2 separate regions of the Mus musculus genome follow, and region 1 is linked to region 2. A link is a loop called in an ENCODE intact Hi-C map of the cell type or tissue named here. Cell type or tissue: heart. All regions are shown on one strand.

Region 1 (5,000 bases), 94 kb after region 2:
TTGCCAAACCTGAGAGTATGAGACAAAGGGGGCCTCAGCAGACAGCTGTGGCTGTTCTGGGGCACGGAGACTGGGCCATAACTGAGATTGCCTGGGCCAAGTGTCAATGGGCTTTTGACTGACATTGGCCTAATGGAGGTGCGGGCACTGGGATGGTCTGCAGATTGTCTTATCAGCTTGGCCACCCCATCTGCAGCCCAGGGGAGGAGAGAATTACTTATCAGAAGGGACCAGAGCCCCTGTGAGCTTTTTAGTAGGGGAGTGCTTGTCTCAGGGAGGGGGGAGTGGTAAGGGCTGGCCAATAAAAGAAAGCCGAGGCAGCTTTTCTTCCTGTCCCCCAGAACCAGAACATCTAGAAAAGTCTCTCCTGTAGGGAATGACCATTCTGGCAAGACATGAAGGACCATGCATTTTTCTTCCAAGTCCTAGAGGGATTTAAAGAAGCTGAAGCAAAGGGATTCATGAGAGTGGCTGGCAAGCAATGGGGCACCGGTAGATACTCTTTCCCCACGAAGTACTGCTGTTTGCCACCTGCAAGGGCTCTGGACTTCCCTGACACACTGACACACTGACCTCAAAGTGCTCAGGCGGGGATGCATCTCAGTGGTAGAGCGTCTAGCACATGCAATACTCTCATTTCCTAGCACAGTATCAACCCAGCTTGGCGGTGTAAGCCTATAGTCCTTTGGAGGTGGAGGCAGGAGGATCAGAAGTTCAAGCCTATTGAGTTGAAGGCCAGCCTGGCTGGAATACAGGAGACCTTGTCTCAAAACAACCAGAGGAAGCCATATTAGAAAAAGAAGGTTGATTGAGTTGATCACGCTGTGTGGTAACACTTGCTCCCATCCATTTGATAAGTACCGTATGTGTTGACTTTGTACTGGGCCGTGTTCTGAGTGCCATGAAAATCTTAGTTTAGTGCAATCCTCACAATATCCCCATGAACAGAAGAGGATCTGCAAAGTCCGGGGTGTGTGTGTGTGTGTGTGTGTGTGTGTGTGTGTGTGTGAGCACATAGCCAGAGGCAGCACAGCCCAATCCCAGACCCAGCACTGTGCCTGTCAGAGTGTTCCAGAGCAGGGACATTGCAACAAACCAGACGGACAGACCTCTAAGAAGACTCTGACTTTAGGGAGCAGAGAACAAACAGTGAAACCTAGGGAGGAGACACACCAAGACAAGCAAGGAGTGAGTCAGGAGGGATGCTGCTCATTAGATAAGGGACGCCAGCCAGCAAGCCACTTGCATACGAACTCCTCCCCCTCCCCCCCCCAGGGTCACAAGTGGCCTCCACTCACTTGGTCTATGTGACCCTGAACCCTGAGCTCTGAAAGGGCTCCTTGTGTGGCGTATCTCCCCATCTCTGGCACAGTGCAGTCCTTGCTGTAGGCAAGAGGTTGACATGTCACTCAAGACACTTGATTTACTATCTAGAACATTTGGAGACCCCAGCTGGCCTCCCAGTGAAGGCAGGCAGGTTGGAGGTGGAGTGGGAATGCCGGACTGAGTCCCAGGGCAGGTCCCTCCCCCACAGTTGGCTTCTTGAGGAGTATCCTTTTTGAAGTACAAGCTCAGCTCCTGGGCTCTGGAGGCCCTGGGCGGTGTGACACGGATGACAGAAATCACTGGTGTCAGCCATGATGTACCAGATGCCAGCTAGCATGCTGTCGCCTATCACATTCACCCTCTGGGAAATGACTTAGTAACATCTCATTTTACAGACATGGAAAAGGGATAGCGTTTGATCAAAGTGATTGACTTAGCAAGCAGAGACATGGATCCTATGAGCCTGAGACCAGACTTATCCTTGCTGTAAACACACCTGTCAAGGCAGAGTGTGTGTTTAAGGTTAGGGTTAGGGTTAGGGTTAGGCTACCAACAGGGCTGATGTGGCAGAACAAGGTGAGAGGTTGTACCAGATCGTGAAGGCAGCTAAGATCTGAGCGCTAGAGAAGAGACAGTATAGGGCGGGGGGGCACACTACTGGTAGTCAGGGAAGACTTTCTGGAGGAGAGGGAAGCTATGCGGTGCCCTGAAGCACGGTACGCTGTGAGTATCCTGACTTGTGCTCAGGAGCAGAGCTGAGGCCAGTGTCCTGTCTGTCAGGCAGGAGAGAGGGGAAGGAAGTCCTTCCATCATTGTGCTCGGCACTCAAGGAAAGCGACCAATCCCTAACTGAAAAGCCACGGGAGCAGACAGTACTCAGAACTGCCCGATTCATGGCAGTGATCTTTCTTTCAGACTCCCCCAGACCTCGACGCTTCCGATCTACTACTTCTGAACTCCTGCTTTTTTTTTTTTTTTTTTTTTTTTTTGAGACCTACTTGAGATATGCTGCTGTCTGAATGGAAGCTGGTTTTCACTCTGAGCACTCAGGGCAAGTAACCACAACAAAACGGGATGGACTGCCTGCTCTGAGCCTGCTCTTCCAGCTAGATAAAAGGGTGGCGCAAGGAGCACAGGGAAGCGGTAGATGTACCGGCGGCACCGGCGATGCCGCCTCCTGGGCCCAGTGCCCAGGCCTCAACTGAACTTCAAAAGGAACAAGTCCAGGGGCCGGACTGGAAGTTCATATAGAATTCAGGCCCCTTGCGATCGGCTCGGTAACGCCACTGTTCTGGCTTTCGAAACTGGGGCTCGGCGGGCGACTCCATGACCTTGGGCAGCGCACCATTCCACTCCTAGCCTCAGTTTCTCCGGCTGCTAACTGAAAGAGATTTTTCTCGGATTCTAGGAATCTGAGAACTCAGGGACCCCGGAGGTGACCCGTTTCGGTCAGGTGCAATGTAAAAATTGTCCATTGGGGCTGGCCCTGGCACGGCGCTCCGGCCACTTGGGGATCAGGGTCCGAGTGGCTGTGGGGAGTCTTACCTGGCGGCTGAGACAGTCCCCGCGGGCCGTGCGCAGCAGTCGGGCGTCCGGAACCGGATGGGACAAGGCTAAGGCCCAGAGCGGTGGAGCACAGGAGGTGGCGGTTCCCAGGAGCCAAGGGGCCAGGGGCCGCAGCCGGGTGCTCACTCTTCCTGCCGGGCCAAGCAGCGTCAACAGCCCGGCCATGGCGCGCCGCGAGCGCAGCTCCAGTGTGCCCACTCGGGAATCAGCTCCAACACAGCGCGGTGGGCGGGGCCGAGACCGGGGCCTCGAGCTCCACCCCCCGACAGGCCCCGCCCCAACACCTTTAGGGCCCGCCCCCGGAGCGGAGCTGAGCGTGGGATAGGCGGGGCTCTATAGCGGAGCGCAGGTTTTGGGCTCCACCCAACAGCTCCGCCCTCCGCAGAAGCAGCCTATCCATGAGTGGGTGGGGCATCTGGAGACGCTCGCTCTCTTTTGTTCCCGCCCCTCAGCCCCGCTTCCTTGGCTAAGTTCCGCCTCCTGAAGCGGAGTGGGCGGGGCTGGGGACCTGCCAAGTCTATCAGCCTAGTTCTCAGGACCTCAGGCCAGTTCTTTGTGGAATGCATTTTCTCAGAACTTTCCAGGATTTTGAGTTTCCGGACTGTGGAGCGCGGCTGGCGGCTGTTTCAAGCGAGGGCTAATGCATTCTTTGTTTTTCCTCTCAGCCGAATGGGTGAAACCTGGAAGACTGATGCTTACGTGAATGCTTTAAAGAAGAAAGGAACTATAGAGGTTAACTCTCACTTGAAGAAGCCCTCTAAATGAGCCTACTATATCGCGGCTGTGAACATGAAAGCAGCCACTGTGGAGAAAAGTTTTGTACTTTCACAGATAGTTAAAAGTACACAAACCAGGTTGGTCAGCAACTCCGCTCCCATAGTGTCTCAAGAGAAGCAAAGACTCACATTTCTGTCGGACTAAAATCTGACAAGAGGGCACTCTCTCTTACCTGGTGACTATGCACTGCCTGGGGACTTGGGCCCACAGGAAGGCGTTGCTGGCATTAGATGTGGCCCCTCTACCTTGGACCTCTAGGCCCATGAGCCAAAATTAACCCTTCTGTTCTTATAACTTAAAGAAATAATAGTAAACTGTTATCTTGACATGGTGGTGCAGATCTGTAACTCAAGCACCCAGGAGGCTGAGACAGAAGGATTAAGAGTTCAAGGCCAGCCTCGACCCCAGGAGAACCTGTCCTACACACATGCTCAGAAGACAGCAATACTCATAGCAGGGCAGTCCAGATATCTGTCAGCTGGAGAATGGAACTTCCATCTGTGGATCACTTGCTATCCAAGCTGAGTTCCACCCTGGGGCCCAGGCAAGGTGGGGGTGGGGGCTGGGAGGTGGGGGGAGAGAGCCACAGTCTCCACAAAGTGCTCCTCTGGCCTGTACACATGCTCCCTCCCATGCAATAATAATAAAAAAATTTTTTTAAAGTAAGGCGTGAACACCTTCATCCTAGGGACAAGTCTCAGGACTGCTTTGCCAAATGGAAAATTCCAGCCACAAACACAACATGCAGGAGGATTTCATCTTCAGAGAATGCAAAGTTCACAGGCAAAATTCTGGACCCCCCCCCCCAAAAAGGTCAGCGGCTATCTAGGATTGTGAGTGGGATTTGGGCGGGGATTCAAGGAGCAGGGGGCTGACAGGGCAGTGAGGGTCACCACAATAAGCAAAGCTCACTTTTATGCAGAGCAATCATACTTCAGTGAAACAATGCCAGCGGTCCCCAGGACAGGCACCGTGGCCCAGCCTATAACTACAGTATTTGGGAAGTAGAGGCAGGAGCTCCAGACCAGCCCCCAAGCTCAGTCTCCTTGACCCAAAAGAATAAAATGTATAAAGCTAACATTCTCAAGATGTGCTGGCTGGATTCCAGCTTGGCAGAGCTCTCAGAGTCAGAAACCACGCTGGTTATGCCTGAGCTCTGTTTGTGGTAGTCCGGTACCAGTGTCTGAAGGAGGCAGACTGATCCTGTGTGGACTGCTTCTGCTCAGGGTGTTCAAGCTATAAAGATGAGTTAAAGGTATAGTCCTAAGCCGGGCGTGGTGGCGCATGCCTTTAATCCCAGCACTTGGGAGGCAGAGGCAGGTGGATCTCTG
Region 2 (5,000 bases):
GATGGATCTCCATTGGTTGGAGCCTAGCCTGATCTACAGAGAGTTCCAGACCAGCCAGGACTACATAGTGACACTGTATTTCAAAAAAAAAAAAAAAAAGTCACCACACATCTCACTTAGGGCAAGTGTTATTTCCATGGGACTTAGGGGCTGTGTTGCCAAGACAGGGGCAGATCCCTACCCCATATCTATATGATTACTTCATAACAGGCATTTCAAATGGAAGCTCTAGAAGGGATAATTTGCCATTAGGTCCCAGAATTGTATATATAACAAGCATTTTATAAGTACTTGGACAAATGGGTTAATAAAAACTACTCTTCCTGATCATTCTTTCTTTTCGTTACCCTTCTAAGATCAGGGTTTTTTGTTTGTTGTTTGTTTTTAATTGTTTGGGTGTGGTTGGCTGTTTTTTGCCAACTCTTCCATTACTCCATGTCAGCCCTGGGCACAAGACAACAACAGTAAGATGAATACTTTATGCACACTTGAATGTGACATGTTGGCCTGGTCCGAGGGCACTCTGTCCTCAGACTTTCAACATATGCTCAGTGGATGTCTATAATGTGCAGAAACATCTTATAGACTGCAGAGCTAAGACATGCAAGGATCCCAGAGCACATGGGAGAGAGAGATACATAGTCGATAACCACAGAGGCAGGGATCATAGAAAAAAAAAAAAAAAAAAAAAGGAAAGCAGCAGAGGGGGCGGGCCTAAAGAGTGACTGCAGCTGACTGTGGTGAAGGCTGGGTGGACAAATGAGGGGAAAGAGCCAAGCAGCACACACTGTAACCAGCACTCCGGGGGCTGGGGCAAGCCTGGGCTACCTCACAGCAAGACCTTGCTTCAAGTGGCCCCTCCCCCCCAAGTCATGATGTCACTATGAGTGAGGAATGTTCAGGACGCTGGGGCAAGGTCTATGGTATCTAGAACAGAGTGAAAGAGCTAAAGAGGGGCAGAAGAGAGGGCAAAAAGACAAGCAGAGGTTTGTTCACACAGGACCCAATGGAGTTTATTAGGGATGTGTCAGGAAGTTATGCAGTGTCTTAAGTACAACACTGGATGGGATTCACCTCCCATCCCAAAGTTCTCTGAATGTTGGATCAGGAAACATGATCCTCCCCGTGCTGGGAACTGTATCGGGGGCATTCTCTCCCCGTGCTGGGAACTGTATCGGGGGCATTCTGTGCCTTCTATTATTAAACAGTCATCATCAACACTAGCTTTGAAATGCACATAAATGGATGGGGACAGTGGTTCATGACTCTAGGCCACGTCAGTGGTGTTAACTAACTTTGCGGCATTCAATTTCCCATCCATTAAGTACACACTTTGCTCAATGTCTTGTAAGATTTACAGAATGCCCACGCATTTATTCAAAAATATTCACTGTGGCAGAAACTGTGCTAGTTCTGGAAGAAAAACAGTGCACAGAGTTCACCAGGAGGAGCTTGCAGTCACGTGACCATCAGCTGGGCTCAACCACCAATTCAGAGTGCTAAGAGCTGATAATTAGTTTAAGAAGGGTGTGACTTCACAAAGGGGAATGGTTTGGGGAGACTTTAATACACAAAGCTCAGGCTGGAGAGATGGCTCCGTGGTTAAGCCTGTGTACTGCTCTTCCAAAGGATCCGCGTTTGGTTCTAACAGCCAAGATTAATGGCTCACAAAAACCTGTAGCTCTAGCTCCCGGGCGTCCGATGCTTTCTTCTGGCCTCCTTGGATACCACACTCACACACAAAACATTTTTAAAAAAAGTATTATTCAAATACCAAGGCCTGTTGGCCAACACCTTTAATCCCAGTGCTCAGCAGGCAGAGGTGGGAGTCCCAGCCAGCCAGGGCCACACTGTGAGAGCCTTTCACAAAAACACACAAAGTCCATAAATAGCATCTATCACCGTGATCGTCGCTAGCTACAGATACGTTCCAGTCCTGGCTGGGCCACTAACTAGCTCTCCAGTCTCCGTCCCGTTCAACGTTAATGTTTCAAATCAACACAGCGTCTGTGGGGAGGATCCCAGTCTAACCGTACTGTTCAGTGCCTGCAAACAGTAAACCCTCCACAAGCGCTGTGACCACCGTTCATCCCGAGCCCCGCAGCCCGCAGTCCCCACTGACCTTCTCGACCTTCTTCGGCCCCTTCACCAGCTCGTGCCTCTTGGGGATGGTGCCTCCGTCGCAACCCATCCCAAAGCCGAAATCAGAAACCGTAGCAAAAACCAGAAGCCTTAGCAAAGACGAGAAGCCGTCGCTTCCGGGGTCTCTGGCGAAACCCTACCTACTTCCGGCGCTCCTTGATGACGCACACAACCAGCGCGCCGCGAAAGGGGCGGGGTCGCCGCGCGAGGCCTTGGTCCACACCAATTGTCTTGAAAATCTTGTCCGGGAGTTGGGCGTGGTTTCAGGGCGACGTGCTGGAGCATCCTTGGAGTGCGTCCACTTCCGGTCGTGGGCGGTCCCTGTTTTTTCCTCTGTGGTTCCGTAAGCTTGGGCCTGAGGGAGGACGGGAGAACATTTGTCGGGGTTGTCCCGAGGTCTGCGTCTCTGGCATTTTTGCAGACCAGTAGTGCTGTAAGTCTAAGGAGGAGATGGCCGGAATCTGTCTTCTCAGCTACCTCTCATGTATTTTAAATCCAGACTTAGAAAAGAAAAGACGTTGTGGGTGCTAGAGGGATGGCTCAGTGGTTAAGATCACTGACTGCTCTTCAGAAGTTCTGAGTTCCATTCCCAGCAACCACATGGTGGCTCACAACCATCTATAATGATATCTGATGCCCTCTTCTGGTGTGTTTGAAGACAGCTACAGTGTACTCAAATACATAAAATTAAAAAAAAAAAAAAAAAAAAGACGTGGTGGGTGGGCCTGCTTGTGCGCTACCTAACTGCAGATGCCTGTCGAGGCCTGAAGAGGGTGTTCTATCTTCCTGGGACTGGAGTTGATATGGTTGTGAGCTGCTGGGGTTCTGGGAATCCATCCTGTGCTTACTCAAAGAACAGCAAGCATTCTTAGCCACTGAGCGCCTCTCCACCCTGTATCCAGATGTATTTTGGGCAGAAGCTAGGGCTACAGTGTCTCCAACAAGCTTAGAGTAGCCACTCATCCCATTGTACCAGCTACAGAGATTAGTGCAGACAGAGAAAGGGGAGGGTGATCATATTGGGAAGAGAACAAATAAGGGGTTCAGTGACCCCCTAGTCTGCCTTTGGGGTACTAACATGAGCTGTAGGCCCAGAGGAACAACAGGGGCAAATGGTATGCATAAGTGAGCAGTCCTGGGATAAGTATGGCCTCCTTCATTTCTGTGTCTACACCAGTCCTGCAAGGTGGCCATTCTGAAGCCCACACTGCTTAAAGTGACCAGATAGTCTCAGATGACCATCTTTTCTGCCTTTTCACCCTCACTTAGGGGAGTGCTGTGTCCTCTGGGACTCCAATGCTCCTGGGATCCTAGGTGGTTGCAGGCCTAAGAAGTGACTTACTGTGCCTTCAGCTTTATGACACTAAACACCCTCAACTTGTCGATGGCTCTTTCAAGGGAGAGAGTCACACGTAGGTGTCTTAACAGTAGTTCTGCATCTGATTTTGTGGCTTCTGAAATTTCATAGCTCAAAGGATGCAACTTGCCACAAAATGCAGAGATCAATCAAAGGTTAAAGCCAGGTGGTGGTGGCGCACGCCTTTAATCCCAGCACTTGGGAGGCAGAGACAGGCGGATTTCTGAGTCTGAGGCCAGCCTGGTCTACAGAGTGAGTTCCAGGACAGCCAGGGCTATACAGAGAAACCCTGTCTCAAAACAAACAAACAAAAATTAAGTACAAAATTAGGAACTGGCTCTCTTAGTTTCCTGCCATGGTTGTGTTGCCCCGGTTTAGGGGTGAGAGGAGTGTGCAGGTTCAGAGAACCCCAAAGGCTCACAGGTATTCTGTCCTTAGGGAAACATAGTCTGGCAGTGGTGGTGGTTTGCGGAAAGGTGGAAGTGCCTGTGTAGCCAAGGGTGATCTTGAACTTCTGATCCTCCTGCCTCAGTCTCTTCAATGCTGGGATCACAGTTGTGCACCACCACACCCAGTTATGCCCCCCAAGGCTTTGTGTGTAATAGGCGGACACAATATCCAGTGAGGCAGAGCCTCAGCTCTTACATTATTTTAACAGCCCTGGTGTTTTTGTTTGAGACACGCTCTTACTATGTAGCCATGTCTGGCCTGGAACTCACTATGTAGACCAGGCTGGCCCTAGAACTCTTGGAAATATGGCTGCCTCTACCTCTTGAGTCCTGGGGTTTAAGGGATGTACCACCATGCCTGGCTTAATGTAGTTATTTAATGAATCTCTTTAAAAGGAATACAGTTTCTAGGCCCCCTCTTCCTTCTCCTCCTCCTCCTCCTTCCTCCCTTTTCCTCCTCTTCTTCCTCCTTCTACTCCTTCCTCCCCTCCTCTGTCTCCTTCTACTCTTCTTGAGACAGGGGCTTACTGTGTATCCCTGGCTGGCCTTGAATTCACAGAAATAAATCTGCAAACAAAAATGATTTGGTCAGTTATGACACACTTCTCTCTGTGAAAAATTCAAACTAACCTAGGTGAGAGTTTCCTTGCCTCCTATGTCCCTTAGAATTTTCCTTTCTATCTTTCCTGCCTCAAAAACTGTGTATTAGAATTTTCAAAAGTCTTTAAACTTATTTTCATTTTATGTGTTTGAATGGTTTGCCAGCATGCATGTACGTACGTAGACTACAGCTCAGGTGTGGAGGTTGGAGAACAGTTTACAGGAGATGGTTCTATCTTTCCACTATTTGGATCCTGTGGATCAGCAAGCACCTTTATCCACTGACTTGTTTCACCCTCTGGCCCAAGGAGTTTTATAAATATTATTTGTTGGGGAGCGGTACATGCCTATAATCCTAGCACATGGGAAGATGGTGCTTTTGAAGCTAGCCCGGGCTACGCAGCAAGACCCTCTCTTAAAAAAAAAATGTATTTGCAGCAAAACGGATACAT

The links. Peaks named below come from ENCODE experiments on the same cell type or tissue, not always from the same donor. Only the 100,000 strongest peaks of a DNase experiment are listed, where the experiment ranks them.
Region 1: a loop joins it to region 2, with 4 times the contacts of the local background. A loop is called at or near these places in 4 of 42 quality-filtered maps.

Annotation. Positions count from the first base shown.
Region 1 is chr2:172,343,719-172,348,718 of GRCm38, reverse strand. Fam210b (family with sequence similarity 210, member B) reads right to left here and starts at 3,142. Exons shown (of 3, transcript NM_025912.4): 1 at 2,872-3,142. The coding sequence starts at 3,057. In heart, a CTCF peak has its summit at 2,778; DNase peaks (open chromatin) are centred at 3,198 and 3,868; H3K4me3 peaks cover 3,563 bases; H3K27ac peaks cover 4,259 bases.
Region 2 is chr2:172,437,862-172,442,861 of GRCm38, reverse strand. It overlaps Rtf2 (replication termination factor 2), which reads right to left and starts at 2,284. Exons shown (of 9, transcript NM_025542.2): 1 at 2,123-2,284. The coding sequence starts at 2,191. In heart, a CTCF peak has its summit at 2,785 (motif pointing left); a DNase peak (open chromatin) is centred at 2,371; H3K4me3 peaks cover 2,392 bases; H3K27ac peaks cover 1,658 bases.